Regions from separate parts of the Mus musculus genome. Here region 1 is linked to region 2. The links are chromatin loops, found by intact Hi-C in ENCODE. Cell type or tissue: gastrocnemius. All regions are shown on one strand. Each heading gives the region's core, and the rest is flanking DNA. Links, peaks and the distances in the headings are about the cores only. Region 1 holds the start of 4931406C07Rik (RIKEN cDNA 4931406C07 gene). Region 2 holds the start of Cep295 (centrosomal protein 295).

What was found. A loop is a pair of places that touch in the nucleus more often than their neighbours do. Peaks named below come from ENCODE experiments on the same cell type or tissue, not always from the same donor. Only the 100,000 strongest peaks of a DNase experiment are listed, where the experiment ranks them.
Region 1: a loop joins it to region 2, with 2.9 times the contacts of the local background. A loop is called at or near these places in 5 of 42 quality-filtered maps.

What each region holds. Positions count from the first base shown.
Region 1 is chr9:15,299,815-15,311,005 of GRCm38, reverse strand. 4931406C07Rik (RIKEN cDNA 4931406C07 gene) reads left to right here and starts at 4,839. Exons shown (of 9, transcript NM_001199485.1): 1 at 4,839-4,969; 2 at 9,493-9,639. The coding sequence starts at 9,585. Taf1d (TATA-box binding protein associated factor, RNA polymerase I, D) reads right to left here and starts at 4,792. Exons shown (of 7, transcript NM_029248.2): 1 at 4,723-4,792; 2 at 3,185-3,278; 3 at 2,091-2,481; 4 at 972-1,147; 5 at 597-648. The coding sequence starts at 3,252. In gastrocnemius, for the core only: a CTCF peak has its summit at 8,800 (motif pointing left); DNase peaks (open chromatin) are centred at 3,865, 4,804 and 5,240; H3K4me3 peaks cover 2,649 bases; H3K27ac peaks cover 2,398 bases.
Region 2 is chr9:15,353,379-15,364,569 of GRCm38, reverse strand. It overlaps Cep295 (centrosomal protein 295), which reads left to right and starts at 6,782. Exons shown (of 27, transcript NM_176976.4): 1 at 6,782-6,944; 2 at 9,834-9,964. The coding sequence starts at 6,827. In gastrocnemius, for the core only: no CTCF peak of the experiment used is centred there; a DNase peak (open chromatin) is centred at 6,765; H3K4me3 peaks cover 1,533 bases; H3K27ac peaks cover 1,276 bases.

The sequences.
Region 1 (11,191 bases), core at 1,354-9,353, 53 kb after region 2:
TCAGATCTTGTTACGGATGGTTGTGAGCCACCATGTGGTTGCTGGGATTTGAACTCTGGACCTACGGAAGAGCAGTCGGGTGCTCTTACCCACTGAGCCATCTCACCAGCCCACTGGCTTCTTCTCTTAATTAAGACTAAGATTCAATTCCTTGCACCTACCAGTTCCAGGCACCAGGCATACACCTGGTATACTTACATGCAAACAAAACATAATACTGAGTTTAAAAAAAAAAATCTTAAGACTGGAGCCAGGCAGAGATACACATTTTGTAAGCCAATAGCAGGAGCAAAGACCATGCTGGTAGGTTAATCCACTGGTTTGAGGTCTCAAGAGGCCAGTCTAACCTCTGGCCTCAATATCCTACAAATATTCAAAGCTAGCGTTATAACTCAGCAGTATGATACCTTGGCATAAATATAAATGTGGACAAGGCTTCAGACCCCAACACTTGGGACTAAGAGGAAGAGTCACAAAAAAAAAAAAAAATCCTTGGTTATCAAATAGCCTAAATAGTAGTTCCACTCTTAAACAAAAATTCAATAGTATACAACTTGTACATTCTGTAAATGAAACAATAAAAATCAGCCACTTACAACCAACTTGATATCACATTCAGCCTGAGGATTTGTTGCTTCATCTTCAGTTCTGTAACATTAAATGGAATGTGTCACAAATCTTACCTAGTATTCTGATACCATTGAAACCTATAGTCAAAGAAAAATAATCCTCCCAAAGCTGATGTCCTGTGCACATTACCTCAGATTAAACAATCTTAAATGGACTAGAAGTTACGATTACTACTGAAGAATTTTATAGGATCTTCATTTTATAGATGGCACACCCACCCCAGCACTTGAGAGGCAGGTAAATGAGTTCAACCCTAGCCAAAGCTGTACAGTAGTGAGACTGTCTTTAAATTAGCTTAAATATGACAAACCCCATAAATTGCCCTTCAAGATCCAACTTACAATGGCTCTTCAATAGGAGAAAGTGAACCATCATCATCCATGTATTTGTGCCTCCGACTGTCAAGGTCTTCCTTTTCTAAATCTTCCCCAGCATGCATTTGCTTCAAGCATTCCTTAAGGTGGTGTTCATACTTGAGTTTTTCAATGTGGTGAAAAAATCCTCTTGCAACAGCTTGCTGCAAGTTAGAACACACAATTCCTTAAATATTAAAACATCATATACTAATTATAATCAAGTTTGAAACTGTACCAAGAGGCTAAATAAACAATGGCTTGCCGTTCATCAAAAGGACCAGATGTGAGAGCACAGAAACCACGTAAATGTTATGTGCATGATGGTTCTACTGTAATTCCAGACTTGGGTAGTAAAGACAATAAGAACAAGGTGAATAGGAAGACAACCCAAACTGGCAAGCTCTGCCATGTCTGCACGTGCATACACAAATAAATACAAAGTAGACATTAATCACTGATTACATTTTCCGACCACTTGCAACCATTCAACAGTTAATACTCAAACATTTGAGAAACCTAAGTAGTATCTGGGTACTTGGGTTTTTCTCTCTAGCCCTTGACTAGTTAACTTTTAACTGTCAATTTGGCATAGCTCTGAATTACCCTAGAAGGGATCCTCAACAGAGGATCTTTGTATGATTGCCTAGATTGTGGGTGGGTGTTACCATTCTGAGCAAGAGGTCCTAGGCTAACAATGCCCAGGACCAGCAGCTTCCTTCATGGTCCTATTCTCCAGCCCTTCCTGGGACTTCTAAAAGTGGGCCTTAAATGGTACCATACCTTCTCTCTCGCCTGTACTCAAAGGATTGACTACTGCTGAAAGCAAGCTGGGTGTGGTGTGCTTCAGAATAGTCTAGAGATAATATAAGGGACCTCAAGGGACCCAGCTGGAGTACAACTCCATAAATCTGTGTGCACACTGATAAATATGCTTGTGCACATTTCTCTAGTGATGCAAGAGATGAAAATTGGAGCACTTTATATGGATGTCACTATTGTTAAAAGTAACAATCTGTTTCAGGTGTCCCTCAAACAATTAAGAATGGCCAACAAACCATTCAATCTTACCTAATGTATTCACCTACATTTAAAAAAAAAACTCACCTCATATGTTAAAATTTTCTTCCAAGGTAAAGGTTTTCTTCCACTCTCAGATTCTAAGAATGGAAACACAGCTCCTTTGTCTTTAATTTGTTTTGCATCTATTTGCGACCTTCTAGTGATCCTCGTTCCCGATGGTTTTCCTCTTGGTCTTCCTCTTGGTCTTAATTTTGGCTCATATTTTCTCTTTTTCCTCTTTTTCCGTTTCTTTTTTTTAAATCTTTCAAAAATAGCCTTTAAAGTCAGAGGCCTTGGTTCTATAGAAGAGTCACTTGATGAATCTGTTTCAACACTTGCAGGTAAAGTAACACGTTTCACAGTAGGGTGTCTTTGCTTTTGTATAGGTGAAGGAGCACACTGAGTTTTAAATAAGCTGCCATCAGAGGAGTCATCACTAAAACAAAAATGAAACTGCATCAGTTATCATTAGCTATAATCCTCCCCGAGTTTCAAGGCCATGCTCCCAATCATGCATTCCTTCAGTTCACAGCTCCAACAGCCTTTACTGCCCTTAGAACACCAGACAAAAGCATGACAAACCTAAAAACCATGTTAAAATTTCAAAGTGCATTTCTTCAAAGATCAACCCCCTAAAATCATACCCAGCATTTTAGAATAGATTCAGTACCAGTTAACCACTAGTACTTACTATTATATCTAAAACAAGACAGTTGGTTAAAATGTTCAGTTTTAACTTTCAAAAGCACCACTTAATCACTAAAGCTTCCACTATCTACCTACTAAACAAAAATGGGCCAATAAAACCAGAACTAGCCCCCCAAATGTAGTTTTCTTGGAAAAAATAAACTATGTTCCATTCCTACATGTTCAGGTTGGTAGAATTATACAGTTTTAATCAAACTGTCAAGCTAATATAAATGCTAATTGAGGTTCTCTCTATCTATTTTAAGTACAAGCATTACAAATAACTTGCTGGAGTGCAGGGTGTGGTAACATGCCTTTAATCCCAACTCTTGAGAGGTAGATGGGCAGGATTACCTGGGTGAGGGCAGCCATGGCTCTATCTACTGAGATGTCTCAAAAATAAATTGAACATTTGGACTGAATCTCTAGTTTACCCACAAAAGCTACCTTACCTTTGGTCTCCAGTATCTCCAGCTCTATCCGATGCCACACAGACAGAATTCACTTCTGATTGAGCCATCACTTTTCGCGGCCTTTCCCAATTTTCTGCAATCACAGATTTCAATGATGTACCAGCAGTCTAAGTTCAGCATACTCCTTCCCACTGTGTGAATTTCTGTAAAATCCCTATGGATAGTACATTTTATATCTACTTTAAAGCCTCTGAGTGGGCTTGTTTCCAGTATCCACATCGGGTTGCTCACAATCTCCTGTTAACTCCAGCTCCCTGTTAGTGATCTTTTGTCTTCCAGAGTACCCTCACACATATGGCATAGTTTTCTTTAAATATGTGAGTGAAAACAAGAAGCCACATTCCAATGCAGTTTGTTTTCTCACTAAATCTACCCCCAAAACCCGACATGGCTTTAACCACCACCTAGCCTCACAGTAGCATTTCTAATTCCAATCTGGGCTGCGAACTCGACACTGAAACAGAGTTCGGGTAGTTGGGATATGGCGATAGTGGCTCAAAAATCACTACTGATCAAATGGTCACAGGCCTGTAATCCTAACAACGTGTAAAAGAACCTTTAGATTATGGCTGAGACGATAGCCTAGCAGTTAAGTATACTGTCAATGGCCGGGCGTGGTGGCGCACGCCTTTAATCCCAGCACTCGGGAGGCAGAGGCAGGATTTCTGAGTTCGAGGCCAGCCTGGTCTAAAAAGTGAGTTCCTGGACAGCCAGGGCTATAAAGAGAAACCCTGTCTCGAAACCTCCCCCCCCAAAAAAGAAATGAATAGAATACTGTCAATGGACTAAGATGAGACTCCCAGAACTCACATGCCAGCCTAAAAATAGCTGTAAGCAGTCCTAAGAGATTCGATGTCCTCTTCTGGGCTCTGTGAGCACTGCGTGCACGTGGTGTAGAAATATTAGGCAGGCAAAACGGCCATATGTACTAAAGGAGAAAAGACTACAGTTTTCCTAGGCTACACAAAATCCTAGAACTAAAAATAATCACAACTTTCGAGGATAAGAAAAACAGGGTGACTACGACCTTAGATTGCAAAATGCCCGCTACATGAATTGCTTTTTTAAATTAACCCACCAAAACTGAAATTTAAGGTTGACCCGGTCGCCCCAACGATATGCCTGTGAGTAAATCAAAGATAATTCCTAGGAATCACTCCCACCTGTACGCTACTTTACAGTTCCGAGACTACAAGCTTTGGAGGCCACGTGGTGAGCTGCGTCGACTATGCGCCGTGGGCCCGCTGCAAGACCCTTTCGGAACGTAACCTAAGAGATGTGCGCAGGCAGCACGCGACCCCTTACACGGCACTAAAAACGCCCTCCAGGCCCAGAACACCTCGGCCTCTCCCAACAGCGACCCGGAGCCTCGTGCGGCCTGCGGATGGCGGGATTCCGGCCCGCTGCTCTGGCCCTACAAGAGCGCCGTTTCCGCGCGGACCGCAGCCCAAAGAACCCCGCCCTGCGGCCCCGTCGCCCGCAGCAGACCTGAGCGGCCACAGTGAACAACCGCTTACCTCTTCCGCCGCGTCGAAAAGAGCGCTCCCGGCGCCCAGCAGCCGGACTAGGACAAGGACGAAATCTCGCGTGAGTACACGTTGGTGGGCGTGGCTGTGCGTGTGGTGGGCGGGCCTCCGGGAGGGGCGGTACCCCGGCTCTCCCTTGGCCTAGAGCTATCAGAAAAGACTGGCAGGAGACTAAACCTGTGTTCGAACCTGAGTGGAAAGAAGGCCTTCCTGCAAGTGGGAGGACACTGCGGGCCAGGTGAGCGTCGATTTGTTGTGGTGACTGAGCCCGCAGTGTGCCAAGCTCTCTGTCAGACTAAGGGTGGCATGTGTTATGGATTTCTGTACTGTCCCTGTGTCCTCACTTGCCTCCTACTTTTTTTTTTTTTTTTTTTTGGTTTTCGAGACAGGGCTTCTCTGTGTAGCCCTGGCTGTCCTGGAAGGCACTTTGTAGACCCGGCTGGCCTCGAACTCAGAAATCCACCTGCCTCTGCCTCCCGAGTGCTGGGATTAAAGGCGTGCGCCACCACGCCCGGCACCTTCTACTTTTTGACCCCTGCACACACTGTCCAACAGTCTGTGGAATCCTGCAGCATTGACTCTGGCTTTGCACCCATGCAGGTCCACTAGGACTAAGTTGTAAGGGAACATTACAAACACCTTATTGAGTGCGTGACAAGATCTGTGGTGAGAGGGCAGATATTACTATCCCTTGAGTTCTCATAGACAAACACATTTCAAATGTAAAGTTGTTGGCCTAGAGATATAACTGGATTATAGAGAGCTTGCCTAGTGTACATGGCACCACGGAGAAAAAAAAATAAAAACAAAAAAAGCAAACAAAGACCTGTGTGTGTGGTTAGATCAGTATGAATATAGGGTCCTATGTGACTGAATGAACTATTTGCAAAGCTGTAAAGCCAGCCTTGTGCTTGAACCCTACTAGTCTAGTATATCGTAAAAGTGTGGTATATCATAAGTACCTAATAATTAGCAATATATTGTGTGCAATATATTTGGAAGAGAGAAGTCCCCTCTAGGTGGAAGATGGGCACTTCTCCTGGTGCTGCAGGATTATTCTGAAGTCTTCCTGGTGTCAGCCAAAGGGGCCATTTCTTCACTGCTGATTCAGCTTAGGGTGGGGTGCATTCTGGATTTACAGACCTGCCTTTGAGTTTGTTGTTGTTGCTGCTGTTGTTTGACACATGTCTCTTTATGTAGCCCTGACGATCCTGGAACTTGATTTGTAAACCAGGCTGGCTTTAACCTCACAGAGAACCTCTTGCCTTTACAGCCCTCTGCCTCCAGTGCTGGAGCTAAACATGTGCACCACCATGCCTGGCTTGAACCTGCTTTTGAATCCTGTTTCTGCCATGTAACAACTGAATGATCTTGAATAAATTTTGTTTCCTTTTCTGTACAGTAAGAAGTACAATATGTCTGTCATGGATTTGAGAATTTTGAGGGACTTTAAAGGGCCTGACAATTTCTGAATACAGGATGGCCTTAATCATGACACTCAGCATGATTGTCACCGTTAGCCTGTTGCTTTCCGTGTCGTTTCTCCCCCTGCACGTTTCTCTACCCTGTGTCTGAGCCATTGGCTCCCACCACTTACATCAGGAAAGTAAATATCTGCCTTCATCTGGCTGGAAGCTGTGCTGGAGCAGCTCTGACTATCGATGGAAACCATTCCCTTTGGCTCCTAATTCCAACTCCAACCTCTGCACACACGTGTTCTCCCCTGCCGTCATCTACACAAACGTACATTTCTAAACCAGTTATTCGGTCTGGAGAGTCCCATGGTTAGACTTTGTCTCTATTTTGGTAGGAATATAAAACAAACTGATTTTCTTTTAAGAAAGTAGAAAGTATAAAATTAGGGATATTGCTGGGCGGTGGTAGCACATGCCTTTAATCCCAGTACTCTGTGAGTTCGAGGCCAGCCTGGTCTACAGAATGAGTTCTACAGGACAGACAGGACTAGACAGAAAAATCTTGTCTCCAAAAGGGGGGTGTTACTCTAATTTGAATTCCTATTATTCCTATTATTCTACTACAAGTATAATCATCTAAAGTGCTTTCATTTTCCTCACTATATACTGAGCTATACTAAGACTGGGTGTGGTAGTACATACATCGAACTGGCCCAGCACTCAAGGGATCCAAACAGGAAGAGCACAGTACCAGACTAGCCTGGGCCATATAGTGAACCTTATCTCAACAAAAAATAAAGTAAAATCAAGCAATCAGCATTGGATTAACACACTGCTCATTGAGCAGATTGGGCATGTCTGTATACTAGGCAATATCTCTGGACGCCTGGTACAAAGTGTGATAGACTGTTAACATGGGGCATCTGGGTAAAGAGTGTGGAAGCTAGATTTGTATATGATATATCAGTCTTAAACTATTTCAAAGAAAATTAGCATGTTTTACTTCTAAACCATTAAAAACAATCAATTGAAAAATATGTTTAGAGTAATTCAAGTATGATTATAGCAGCTGGGACCTATTTTCAATAATTACTTATATTTCATTGGAAACACACGAGTATATGTGTTAAATAATTAAAAGACAGTAAAAACGAATGTTTGGTAAAGTACTAAAGTAAATGTCACCTATTTCAGCTACCTTGGAGGCTGAGGCAGGAGGATGATTTGTGGAGACAATGTAGGGATCCTATATCTTTAAAGAAAGACTGTAAATATAAGGTGCTAAATATGTACAATGGCACGTTCATGGAAGATATATGTTCTGAAAGTATGGTCAAAAATAGAAATCGTAGGCCAGAGATGGCTTAGGGGTTCTACGTGCAGAGAGAGCTGACTCCTGCAAGCTGTCCTCCGACCTCCACATGGGGGTTGTGGCATACACACAAATAAATACTTTTAGTGAAATAATTTATTAAAACGCCTAAGCCTAAGAAACATGAGCCTGTAGAACTGGCTCAGCAGTTAAAAGCACACACTGCTTTCCACCCGGACTGAGCTCCACTCTCAGCACACAGGTCAAGGCTTCCTTGTCAGCCACCTATGATTGTGCTTCACTGGAGACACAGAGGCAGGACCTGTGAGTTGGAGGAATTCCATTATGTAGACAGGGTATGGATAAGTGAGGGACCCACTTTTCATTTGCTGCGTGAGCACTTTTAAACCCAACCATTCTGATTAAGGAGGTGTTCCATTAACAATATTGAGTGCTAGCTACTCCCATGGTGCTCTGGGAGGCAGGAATGCCCTCAGTGATTTGACTGTCCTGTGCTGTGATTGGCCCTGCCTGTCTCCGCCCTGCCCATCTCCTTTTCTTTCCCTGACTCCCTCTAGCCATGTCACTGAGCTTGCTTATAAGGCTGATTTCCTGAACAGGGACATAAGTACCAATCTATGAATATGTGCTTGGTTTTTTGTGAAGTGCTTTTGCCATGCATTTTTGGAAAATATAAGATTATGATTGATTAGGTTACCAGATTAATCGAACGCTAAAAGTACTTACCAAGTAAGTATATTTATTTATAAATTAAAGTAAAAAAAGACTTTCAGAATCTAATCATTCATAGGTTTCCATTTCAATTGGTAACTAAAATTTTCTCTTATTAATATGACAGATAAAAGGAATAATTCAAATTAAGGAAATAAGATTTTTTTTTTTTTAGCTTCAGGGAAAAAAAAAAAACAAACTCCTGTTATACTATTATAATGCCAGACTTTGTTGTTTTGTTATTACTGAGGTCTACTTTTAGAATAAAATTTGTACTCTGTTTAAAAATAATAAGGGTGGGTAGTCAGGCCAGCATGATCGCTCAGTGGGTGAAGTTAGTTACCAGTAAGCCTGACTGAGTTCAGTTCCTGGCATCCACACGGTGGAGGAGAAACCAACTCCTACAAGTTGTCCTGTGACCTCTACAGGTATGCACAAGGATACACACACACACATGCATGTACATACAAACACAAATAAATGTAGTATTAAAAACAGTGGAGGGCTGGTGAGATGGCTCAGTGGGTAAGAGCACCCTACTGCTCTTCCGAAGGTCCGGAGTTCAAATCCCAGCAACCACATGGTGGCTCACAACCATCCGTATTGAGATCTGGCGCCCTCTTCTGGAGTGTCTGAAGACAGCTACAGTGTACTTACATATAATAAATAAATAAATCTTTAAAAAAAAAACAGTGGAATAACTCTAAGACAATTAACTTTTAGCTTAAATGTCAAATATAGAGTATCGACTAAGAGATCGAATACTGTGAAGTATACACATTGTATTTACATACACATGCACACAACTGTAAAACTAATTAATTACTTGTAATTCTTAGTGCATATATTTTGTTTGAAGACCATATTCCTAGACCGTCTGTTAGGAAATCTCAGGTCTAGGCTAAGTACAGCACTCCATGAGAAACTGCTTCCCTGGCTTACTTGAGCTCCTGGCTCAATGCCAGTACCAAACAAACAGAAATGAGAACAGAAAGGAAAAAAGTATAAAGAGCAGATTCATATAACAGTGCCGGACTGGGATGTAGCTGAACACTGCCAGGAAGGAAGAAGAAAGGGAGGAGGGAGGGAGGGAACAGAAAAATAGATCAAAAGGAAGAAGGAAAGAACAGCCTGTAGGGCAGAGGTCCCTCGGCCCTGCTCACATGGACCTGGCAGGAAGTTGTGTGAACTCTGAGTGGCCTTGGGGCACTTTGCCCTCCTTATGTAAGTGAACTCTGAGGATATGAAACCTCTGTGGCCTTTGCCTTCATCAAGTAACTGAGCTCCACCATTCATTTCCAGAGCCGGGACTGTTCCTGCTGGTGCCCCGTGAGCTCTCGTGGTGGTCAGCCAACAGCTGCGGTGTCTGAGCAGCCTTGCTGAGAGGAAGGAGAATGGCTTGCAGTGAGTTTTCCTTTCACATGCCAAGTCTGGAGGAGCTTGCTGAAGGTAAAAATGATGTTAGCTTTGGGTGACTGACTGGTTTTTTAGTTTGTTTATTTTGATTTTTCTGAGACAGGCTTTCTCTGTGTATCCCTGGCTGTCCTGGAATTCACTCTGTAGATCGGGCTGGCCTTTAACTCACAAAGATCCTCCTGCCTCTTCCTTCTGAGTATTGGAATTAAAGGTGTGTTCCACTAGCCTGGCTAACCTTTGGGTATGTAAGGACTGTTTCAGGAAACAAAACCAGAAGCTCCCTGAGGTACACACGCAGCTAATGACCTCTCTATAGCTTATTGAAATAGGACTTTTGATACAGAAGTTTTTGCTTCAGTAACTGTTCAGTATTATTTTTATTTTTAAAAAATCCAAATTTCTATGTCTCAGAAAAGAAAACACCAAAGTTGTATATGTTTTAAGCTGTGTTATTTATAAACATTTACAATTCTTATTCCATCTTGATCTTAACAAAATAGAAGTTGTTTAATTCAAGATCCTTAGCATCACATGAAACTGCACATAATAATACCTTAAAAGCCAGTCCCAGGCTGGTGAGATGGCTCAGTGGTTAAGAGCAACGACTGTTCTTCCGAAGGTCCTGAGTTCAAATCCCATCAACCACATGGTGGCTCACAACCATCCGTAATGAGATCTGATGCTCTCTTCTGGTGTGTCTGAAGACAGCTACAGTGTACTTACATACAATAATAAATAAAAATCTTTAGGCCAGAGAGAACAGAGGTCTTGAGTTCAATTCCCAGCAACCACATGATGGTTCACAACCATCTGTACAGCTACAGTGTACTCATATACATAAAATAAATGAATAAATCTTTTAAAAAATATTCTTCCAAGAATAATGACCATATCTCTATTTCTAGTGATATAATTATTCTCCCAGAAGTAACCATCATATTACTATTTATAGTGATATAAATTATCCTTCCAGAAGTACCCACCATATCAATTTTTATAGTGATCTTGTTGCTACCACCTTTATGCAATGAAAATTAGCAAAGGAACCCAGAGAGTTGTGCAATATTGACAGTAATAATATTCTTTAAATACAGTCTGCTGGGGCTGGAGAAATGGGTCAGTGGTTAAGAGCACTAGCTGAACTCAGATGACCTGAGTTCTGTCCCCAGAACTCACATGGTGACTCATAATTGTCTGTAATTGTTAGTTCTAGATGATTCGGTGCCCTCATCTAGCGTCCTTCAGCACCAGACACACAGGTGGTGCACAGACATACATGTGGTTATAGCACTCATACATATTAAAAATAGATAAATAGGGCCGGGCGGTGGTGGCACACGCCTTTAATCCCAGCACTCTGGAGGCAGAGAGGCAGGCCTGGTCTACAAAGTGAGTTCCAGGACAGCCAGGGCTACACAGAGAAACCCTGTCTCAGAAAAAAAAAAAAAGAAAAAAAAATTGTTTCAGAAGTGGATGCTCACAGTCAGCTATTGGATGGAACAAAGGGCCCTCAATGGAGGAGCTAGAGAAAGTACCCAAGGAGCTAAAGGGGTCTGCAACCCTATAGGTGGAACTACAATATGAA
Region 2 (11,191 bases), core at 2,153-10,152:
AAAGGTGTGCACCACCACGCCCAGCTCACCAAAGCACCTCTTAAAAAGGACAACATTTAATTGGGGCTGGCTTACAGGTTCTGAGGTTCAGTCTAGTATCATCATGCAGGAAGCACAGCAGCGTCCAGGCAGGCATAGCACTGGAGGAACTGAGAGTTCTACATCTTCATCCAGAGGAAACCAGGAGCAGACTGTTTCCAGGCAGCTAGGAGAAGGGTCTCAAAGCCCACCCCCATAGTGACACACTTCCTCCAACAAGGCCACGCCTACTCTACAAGGCCACACCTCCTAATAGTGCCACTCCCTGGGCCAAGCATGTTCAAACCACCACACTCTTAGAACCAAAGCTTTATCACATCAGAGTGGGACAGTGTGTGGTGGATAACATTGAGAGGCTGGAAGGACTCTAGGAGTTAGATCTGGAAAGAAGAGACAGGTACTAAGGAATCTGCCATAATCCAATTAAAGAATTACCACTGTGGCTGGAAACACAATGACATATTTTCATCTATTAATCCTAATGTATGTAATAACACAGAGGCTTATCACTTACTGTGGGGTTTTGCATGTGTCAGGACTTCTCAAACATTAAAGTGCTGTAAATGATTGGTAGATCTATTTGAAATAAAGATTCTGAGAGCTTGAAGTGTACTTGTCTAGCATTCATGAGGCCCTCAGTTTAATACCTACCACTTCAAAAAAAAAAAATCAAACAAACATGTAAAATTCAGATTTGGTCCAGCAAATCAAAGCAGGATGTGAGAGCCTGACTTTTCAACCATCTCCTGGTGTCTCTACTACTGCTGGCCTGGGCAACACTTTAATCAGCAACTGTTTAAATGTGTATAAGGTATTGCTATGCTCATGGGCAAGGAAAATAATTTTGCTGCTGGTGTATTTTGTTGTTCTTATTTTTTTACTGGATATTTTCTTTATTTACATTTCAAATGTTATCCCCTTTCCCAGTTTTCCTCCCTCCCGAAAACACCCTATCACATCCTCCCTCTCCCTGCTTCTATGAGGGTGTTCTTCCACCCACCCACCCACTTCCACCTCCCCACCCTAGATTCCCCTACACTGGGGCATCTATCGAGCCTTCATAGGACCAAGGACCTCTCCTCCCACTGATGCCTGACAAGGCCATCCTCTGCTATATATGCAGCTGGAGCCATGTGTACTCCTTTGTTGATGGCTTAGTCTCTGGGAATTCTGGGCAGTCTATTTGATTGATATTGCTGTTCTTCCTATGGGGTTGCAAACCTCTTCAACTCCTTCAGTCCCTTCTCAAAATCCTATTAGAGATCCCGTGCTCAGTTCAATGGTTGGCTGCTAACATCTGCCTCTGGCAGGGCCTCTCAGGAGACAGTCATATCAGGCCCCTTTTAGCATGCATTTCTTGGTATCCACAATAGTGTCTGGGTTTGGTAACTGTGTATGGGATGAATCCCCAGGGGGGACAAACTCTGGGTGACCTTTAGTCTCTGCTCTACACTTGACCTCCATATTTGCTTCTGTGAGTATTTTGTTCTCCTTTTAAGAAGGACCCACACTTTGGTCTTCCTTCTTATTGAGCTTCCTGTGGTCTATGAATTGTATCCTGGTAATTTGGAGCAGGGTCTCTCACTATATAGAGCAGGGTGGCTTGGCACAGCCCAAATGGCTTCAAAATACAATTTTCCTGCCTCTGCCTCCCAAGTACTATGATTTCACATTGTGTTTTCTAGCCTCACTTTGGAGATAATTTTAGATGAAGAATGCTACACAAACAGGATTGTTTCTCATGAGACAAATGGAAGTGAGTCAGATGGTAGCAGTAGAAATGCTAGAATGGATGTTGCCTGCCTTGGGTCGGTAATGGTGGACAAATCATACTGTGGTCTTTTATAATTATGCTTCTAAATAAGATGGTTGCAGTCTATTTGGATTTACAGTTTGAGCGTATTTTTATTTATTTATTTATTTATTTATTTATTTTATATGTATGGATATTTTGCTTGCAGGGATGTGTGTTCCACTGAAGCCAGAAGAGAGTGTTGGATCACCTGGAGCTAGACTTACAGACGGCTGAGAGACACCCTGTGAGTGAAAGCTGGATATGGAAGCCTGAACTTCACTATGGACAACAAATGATGAAAACCACTGAGCCATCTCTCCAGCCTCACGGCTCGAGACTTTAAAATGTTGCCTTTACGGATGCTGTTAGATGGCATGGGAATTTCTGGCGCAGGTGTGTTCAGCAAAAGTTCATACTTTTATCCCCGAGAGCTTCAGAGAAGGTACTTTCAGCTAAAGCAAGTGTTCATACACCTGAATCCAGCAGCAAAACTAATGCTGACTCTACTCAGCCCCATTTGACTGTATACTCTTCTAGGTTGTAAATTATCTTTTTCCTTTTTTTGTCTAGACTTCCCTGTCTTTGTAAGCATGTACCCAACAGCTTAGAATCAATGGTCTTAATGCATGTCATAGGAATGATACGCCAAAGAGACTTAAATGATGGAAAAGTGGTTCTCATTTTTTTTTAATTTATGTGTTTTGTCTACATTTTGTATCTGTAGCACATGTATCCATGGAGCCTGCAGAGGTCAGAAGGGGGAACTGGAGTTAGGAATGGTTGGGAACCACCACGTGGGTGCTGGGAATGGAACCTGGGTTCTCTGCAAGAAGAGCAAGTGCTCTTAACTGCTGAGCCATCTCTCTAGCTCATGCTTCTCATTTCTTCCTTGAGTAAAGGCCCTGTGCCATGGCTTTGAAATGGTACTTGTAGTTTGGAAGTGTCTAAGCCCATCTTTTCTTGCATATCCAGTCTCACCACCATTGAACTGCCACTTGTGGTGCTAATATCTGGAGAGCCAGAGTGGCAGGCTGCTTCTGTTCCTGAAAGATATTCTTTTCTTTTCTTTTTTTTCTTTTTTTTTTAGTTGTTTGATGAATAGGCATCTCACTGCACATCCTTAGTTGGCCAGGAACTGGCTATGTACCTTAGACTACTTCAAACTTGTGGTGATTCTCCTGCCTCTGAGTCCTGAGTGCCACGATTACAGGAGTGCACACCACAGGACACTCTTTTGATTTTATACATAAGACTCTGAGGACTCCCCCCACTTAAATGTTAGGGGTTTTCCCCAGATATGGTAAGAGATTAAAGTGAACTCAGAGCTATGAAGCTATCTCTTCATTCTCTTGTATGTGAAACTTGTGCTGTGACTTGAATGCATTGTCTCCTCGGTGTCAGCCTGGCAGAGCTTGCACTCTACGTGGTGGTGCTAGCTGGGAACTTTTGATAGTGGGGCCTCGTTTGAAGGTGTTGATCATTGACCTTGAGAGAATATCATCCTGGACTTGTTCCCATTTTACTCTCTCTTCTTCCTGTCCACCAAGATAGGAACTGCTTCTTGTTTTCTCTGCTGGGATGGACTGAAGACCTCTAAAACTGTAAGGTAGAATAAATCTTTCTTCCCTCCATTAAGTTGTGCCTTCCAGGTTCTGTGGCCACATGATGCTAAAGTAACCAATGCTCCAAGCTGACTTGACTTCAGCTATATTCTTAAGAGAAGCAACAAACACAAAAACTAGCCACACTAATGTCACAATGCTTCCTCTGACCAGCAGTGATTGTTTACTCCAAGGCCAGGTAAATGGTCCAATGAATAAAGTATCTCTGAGTAACTATGTTCATATCCACAGCACACATGTAAAAACAAGGCATGGTGGTGTTGTGGGTACAGGGAGTGGATGTTTGGAGACAGGTATATCCCTTAAGATCTGTTAGTCTTACTACCACTCAATCTAGCTCTGGGATCAGTGAAAGACTTTGTTACAAAAGACAAGATGAAGAGTCATAGAAAAAAACATCTGGCACTAACCTCTGACTTCCAAACATGTGCACACACATATGCATGTGCACACTTGTGTTCAAAGACACACACACACACACTCATTCCCAATGGGTGGACAACATTAGAATCTAAGCATATCTACCTTCTCTACATCTCTAAAGTTCAAAGACATAATTAAAATCAAAACCAGAGTCTTAAAACACATATTTAAAAGTCCATTTTCAGTTTTCTTCAGTCAAAAACAAAGTATTATGGGATGTGGTGGCCATGCCTTTAATCCCAGCACTCAGATGGCAGAGGGAGGCAGATCTCTGTGAGTTCAAGGCCAGCTTTGTCTACACAGCAAGTTTCAAGACAGCCAGGACCACATAGAGAGACCCTGTCTCCAAAACAAGATTTATGAAAGAATGTATTAAAAATCAAAATGTAGAAAGTAGCACATGTCATGTACTTTGTGCCAGGCATTGTCCTAACAGCTTTAAATCTCACAGCCACCTTTGGAACAGTTTTACTACATCTGAGTTGATAAAACTGACTTCTAGGGGAAGTTCAGGAATTAGCACAGAGTCAGAGTTGGTAAACTAGAAATTTACAACCAAAAAGTTGGACTCTAGAGCCAACGTATTAAACATTACTTTGTTTTATCCCCCATGATACCAGATATCATGTCTACAGAGATAAATCTATAGCCTCACAAGTCAGGATGGCACATGCCTTTAATCACAGCATTAGGAACATAGAGGCAGAGGATCTCTGTGAGTTCAAGGTCAGCCTATCTTTATGTCAAGTTCCAGAGCATTCAGTGAGATCAAGTCTCACAAACAAAACTTCAGCCTCTTTTAATTTAGAAAACACAGAACTCCATATTGAAAGCATCTTAAATTCAGAGTTCCTGTCAGAAAATACAAGTGAACAGGTGTACACAGAGTTACCTCTTTGTGCTCTCTGGTGTATGTCACACTTGTGCTTTCAGATCAGCTTGTGTTGTCACCTGATTCTCAGATTCATATTCTAGTTTGAACTAAAAAAAGAACGTGTTCATTTTTATTGATTCCAAGAACAATTACTGCAAAATACTGTGGTTTACCCACTTTAGGTCATATGCCCATCACAATAGCAAGCGAGCTAGAGGGTTGCAATGGCCTGGTCTTGGCCATACCTCTGTGACCTGGGGTGCTGGGTCTGTATCAAACGGCAAAGTTCTTAAGAAAGAAGCCTAAGCAGATAATCTTATACTTTTAAAAAATATGCAAACTGCCTTCACATGCCTTAATCGTTGGGTCTCCATGGACCATGGGAAGAGGGCAGGCCAAGTATAACTAAGGACACCACAGTGGATTAAGCTGCCCACAGCATCTCTCATAGAGATAACTTCCTCCTAACTTGAATTGGGCTGGCCCTCGTATATAACCAATAAAATGCGGCAATTTTTTAAAAATTTTATTTTTATTGAATATTTTCTTTAAATTTCCAATGTTATCTCCTTTCCCAGTCCTCCCACCCCCGAAAACCCCTATCTCATCCTCCATCCCCCTGCTTCTATGAGAGTGTTCCCCCACAATGTATAGGCTGACACTCTCTCACCCTACTGAGCTTGCTCTGATCCCTCCTGGTTTCCTATTCAAAACAGAACATGTCTCAAGCTCAGATTTCCACTTGAGTACTTTCTGCCCAAGACGCCAGCTGGGTAGAGCTGTCCAGTCATCAGGTCAGCAAATGACAGAGGGGTGTCAGGCAACTGAACCAAAAGTGCTTGCTACACCTCTTCTTCCAGACTTGCGACCAAGTGAACATGCCTCTGCTGGGAATGGTGCATGAGTTTAATGCAGATGGATCTCCTTATGGCAAGGCCTGAGGAGTTGGGTCCCCACATGGCAAAGACCTATGGGATATTGGAACAGAATCTCCTGGCCTTTCCCCAAGGAATGCTTGGTTCGCTTTTGCCTTGCATTTGTGTGTTTGACTTTGTTATTGGAAGTATTTGCTTTTACTTTGTTTGTGACAGATGTTTCTCTAGAATCAGAAAGTTTGGACTGTGATTCATTCCTATTTGTCTCTGAGGCCATGAAAGTGGAATAGACCACTACTCCTGTGTTTGTTAATAATGATGCGGTTGGTCAACAAGAGGGCCTAGTCTGTGTACACCAGCTAACATCCAGATGTTCTCTCCTTATGGTTACTTAGTTCCAACAATTTGCCCTACAGTGCTGTTCCAAACAATAGTTACATGGGTATTAAAAGCTTAAGAAGGTCTTTCTGGATTGTTGGTTCCAAGACTTAACAGGAATATTCAGAGGTTACACCAAGCAAGGATGAGCAACTGACTCGGTTTACTAATTTGCCCTGGGCACTAGAGGAATGAGATTTCCTAAGGGGACAGGCTAGGTGTCAATAATTAAATCAGAATTTCTCGGGTATGTAGTTTATCGCCTCTCTGTACTGTATCCTCAATTGGTTATGTATCAATGTGCTGGGTTAGATATTAGCCACGTGCTCAATCTATATTTCATCTTTCTTGATACTGTTCATGGGTTAGCAGGAAACCGTGGCGACTGAGAAGGAAGTACAGTGTGCACTTGGTTGAACATAGGAAGTTCTTAAAAGAGACGTGGAAAACTAGATGTATAAATAAAGGTAGTCTGAGTTGTCTCGGTGTCAGAGTATAGTATGTGAACTGCACTTCCTGGTCCAAGTCTTCCGCCGATTCCACACATCCTCCTTCATGTTCTGAACCCGACCCAGGATTGACTGCCGGCGACAAAACACCACAGAGCAAGTGGGACAAGACCCTGACAGTTGAGAGGGATAATGGCCCGTTGCGCAAGCTGCGCGTGCGTGCGTGCGTGCGTGCACGTGGGCGGGGCTGCGCGTGCGCCGAGCTGGAGGTGGGCGGGGGCTTGGCACGGCGCGGCCTTCCGGGCGGCCCCTGCGGAGGCGGTCCTAAGCTGGTTCCCGCCGTCCGATCCCGCCATTGGCGGGCCGTTTGAATGACGGAAGTGACGAGAGCCGGGTCATGGCTGTCCCGCAGGTACCCAAACGGCTGCTGGGTAGCCGGCCGGGTGCGGGTGCCTGTGTGTCGTGAGGCCAGACCACACACGCTGTCAGGTGAGTGACGGAGGCCCGCCAGGGTTCTTCTGGCTGGCCGCGAGCAGGCTGGCGAACCTTCCGGCCCTTTAAACCGCCCCGAGGCCGGCCCTACAGAGAGCTCGGCCTTTCTGAGGCATCCGCCACCCGTAGCTCTTCTGGTACTCTTCCTACACTCAAGCTATGAAAAAAATGGCAGTCTCATTCGAGAGTGTTAGTTCACCCTGTAATCCCAGCACATGCAAGGCAGTGCTGAGGCAGGAGAAATGCCTCGTGTTCAAGACCAGCCTAGGCAATAAACCCTACAGCAGCGAATGGTTGTCGTCAGTCTTACATTAGAATGTGTTCGGCGGTTGGGTAGTAATTAAGCCACACGTACATATAGTACAGCCACGTGTGGTGGCTATTACCCCCTTACACGGAATAAAGTTAACAAGGCCCAAGGGATTTGAAACTTGGCTTCTGCCTTTTGCTAATGAATGGCTCTTGCATCCACATCTATTAATTTTTTGGTTACTGTGTGTCAGATACTGCCTAATCCTTAGAAGGAAATCTATCAAGATAAGCCCTACTGTGTCCATCATTATTGGACACTTAAAACACAGAACTTGAAGAGTCCACATGGGTAGAAATGACTAGTGAACAAGCCAGGTAACAGGATTCTACTTAATAGATGCAGGAGGAATACTTGTCTCCTATGGAGGACAACTTAAAATGTTCCTCTCTTGGAGCCTCAACCATCCTCAGGAGTATTTTCTTAAGAATTCAGTGGAGTGTATTGGAAAAGGCTTTTTTTGTTTTGTTTTGTTTTCCGAGACAGGGTTTCTCTGTGTAGCCCTGGCTGTCCTGGAACTCACTCTGTAGACCAGGCTGGCCTCAAACTCAGAAATCCACCTGCCTCTGCCTCCCGAGTGCGGAAAAGGTTTTCAATTCAAGCAATTACTACTGTTTGACATTTGTTCTTCGATGAAGTCATGACTGGGTCTGCCATGTAGTACTGTATATGGATTAGTCACTTTCTCGTTCAGTCCACGCTGAATTATTTATAAGATGCAAGACAGTTTTTTAGACAAAAGAGATGAGGTGATGAATAAGATCATACTTGTCCTGACCACAATTGTGATAAAGAATTCTCTGTGAAAAGGAATGGTTTCAAGCTGGGCATGGTGGCGCACGCCTTTAATCCCAGCACTCGGGAGGCAGAGGCAGGCGGATTTCTGAGTTTGAGGCCAGCCTAGTCTACAGAGTGAGTTCCAGGACAGCCAGGGCTATACAGAGAAACCCTGTCTCAAAAAAAGAAAAAAAAAGGGGGTGGGGGTGTAGTTTCTACCAGGTGACCCAAGCAGCTCATTGAAACAGTATTTTTAAGTTGTTATATTTGAGCATTAAGAGTTTTTAAAACTATAGCTACTATCACTCAGTTATTAAGACCCTGTCTACAAAAGACGAGTAATAATGAAAAGCTAAAGGAAAAGCTATCCCTATATGAATATAAATAGTCTCTAGTCTAGGTGAGATGCATATGTGAAGGTCATTCATAGAGGACAGCTCCTTAGCAGCATCTGAGCTCAAGCTAGCAGTAAATATCCAGTAATACATTTGCCTGCCTCATCACTGTAAAGAGACCAGGGAGATGTGCACTCATCTCAGTTAAGATCGTGGCATGCTGTGCTAGGAACAGGTTGATAGCAGAATTACTTGGAAAGAGTTTCAAATGACACCAGTTTTCACAGAGCACATTCCTCTAGATAGGAGCATGTTAAAGAAAACTCTTAAGTTCTAGAGAAGAGGAGTGGGATTGTAGTGCAGTGGAAACATGAGCATGTATGTGCAAAGCCTGGAGTTCCATCCCAGCACTGCAGAGACAGGAGGAAGGTCTAAGGGGGATATCAGCAGCACCCAGCCTTAGCAATAGAAGAGGAGACCCAGGAATCTAAGTACTTAAGCCATTATAATTATCCCATAGGGATTTTTAAAAATGGTCATCCAAAAAAAAGTATCCTGTTAACTTTTATATCTCCTTGACACAGGTTAGAGTCACTGAGAGAACATTCAATTAAAACATGCTTACATAACATCTGCCTATAGTCATATCTGTAATACAATTTCTTGATAAATTATTAATGTGGAAGGGCCAGACCTATTGTATGCGGTGCCGTCCTTGGGCAGGTCATGCTGGATGGGATAAGAAAGTAGTTGGAGTGAGCCAATGACCAGCACATTACCATGCAGACAGATCCTCTGTATCAGCTCCTTGCTTCCATGTTTCTGCCATTTGAGTTCCTGCCCTGACTTCCCTTACTGATGGACTGTGATATACAAGCTGAAATAAACCCTTTATTCCCAAGTTGCTTTTGGTCATGGTGTTTTATTGAAACAATAGAACCCTAACTAATACAACATGTTTGTAATTGTTGAGGGATATTTTAAACGAAGCCCATGGAATTGATAATATTCCATGAGATTTAATGGTGCTAAGAGATCAAATTATGTACAGCAACCCAGGGACCCCTAAAGTTACCTTTTTATTTTTATTAGGTACAGGTTATCAGTGTTAAGTTGTACTTGTGAAAACATTTGTTTGATGCCAATACATCTTTTAAGTGCTTAATAAAGTATGGAAATGCCAAGACAGGGAAAAAAGGTCTGAACTATTGTCAGTCAGGTATAGATGGGGGCGAATCTGTGAGTTCTCCCCACTCTTCATTTTCCTCATCCAACTGACAACCAGTGAACTAAAGAGCAGATTCAGAACTATAACTAAGTTGGACTTAGTTTACCTGTATACAGTAAATATAGATTACCCTTTAAATATTGAAAATATTAACATGAAGTTTTAAAATCATTTTGTTACCATATTTCAGTAATATATTTCATAGGCACTCATCTGTTTATTTCTCCTCAATTCAGATCCTTTATATTTAACATACTCAGAAATGAAAAGAAAGGGAATGAATACAAAGCTGAGATTGAGCCCTAGTGAAGAAGCCTTCATTTTGAAGGAAGATTATGAAAGAAGACGAAAACTAAGATTGCTGCAGGTATCATTTACTTGGAGTTTTTTGTCTTCCTTAAAACATTCATATATTTTGGATTAGATTGTTATAAACAAAGTTCATTTACAAGCTTTTTCTGTCCTTGAAAGAGTCCTGGTTCTTGCTTATTTATATTTGAAAAATAAGCTGGTAAGTAGATTTGAGAAGAATTGAAAGATATTGCTTAACTCAAGTATTGGAAATCAGTTATTTAACTATCTATTTTTTAGAATTGTTTTATTCTTTGATAATTGCATATGTGGATAGACTATATCTAGATCATTATTCACCCCTCTCTTCTCCATTTTCTCTCCAACTTTCATATTTTCCCTATTTCAGTCTTTTTTTTTTAAATAACCCAAAGTTCGTTTAATTCTTCCTGCTTTTGCATTGTGCCATCCATTGGAGCATGGGCAGTTTACTGTGGGACCATATTGCTGAAGAGAACTGTCCCCCAGCAGCTGTCAGCTCCCAATAGCTCTGTAGTGAGGGTGGGGTCTCATGAGCCCTCCCTCCGCTCAGGAGGGCTGACTTACTTGATCTTGTGTCAGCAAGATCCATGCCTCAACACTTACCTTATGTCCAGAAGACGTTATTTGCAGAAATCCTCCTCAATTTCTGGCTGTTAAAATCTGTCCCATTTCTCAGTGGTACATAGTTGGTGAGCATTAGGAAAGGAAGCTCAAGAAGAATTTGGAAAAGACTATTGGGAAGATGAAACAGACTTACTGACATGAGTGTCTTAAGACAAATTTGTTAGGACAGTTTAGATTTCCCTTTCTAGCAGTCTAAAGCTTGTGTGAGTCATGAAATAGATTCCACCTAGAATCAGAGGCGATGTGCTCCAGAGAGGGGGCTCTCATCGAACCTTAACTGTGAAACTTGTGAAATCACCTTATTCTTAGCATCTTATGGGTTATTAGAGGGAGGGGAGATGAAACAAGATTTTTTTTTAAAGATTTATTTATATGGGTACACTGTAGCTGACTTCAGACACAGTAGAAGAGGGCATCAGATCCCATTACAGATGGTTGTGAGCTACCATGTGGTTGCTGGGATTTGAACTCAGGACCTCTAGAAGAGCAGTCAGTGCTCTTAAACACTGAGCCATTTCTCCAGCTCCACAAGATTTGATTAAGTAATTTTAGAAATACCTTTGAGGGCTGCTGAGATGGCTGAGTAGGTAATACTGTCAAGCTTGGCAGTCCAGGTCCTCAAGTAGGGACCCTCACG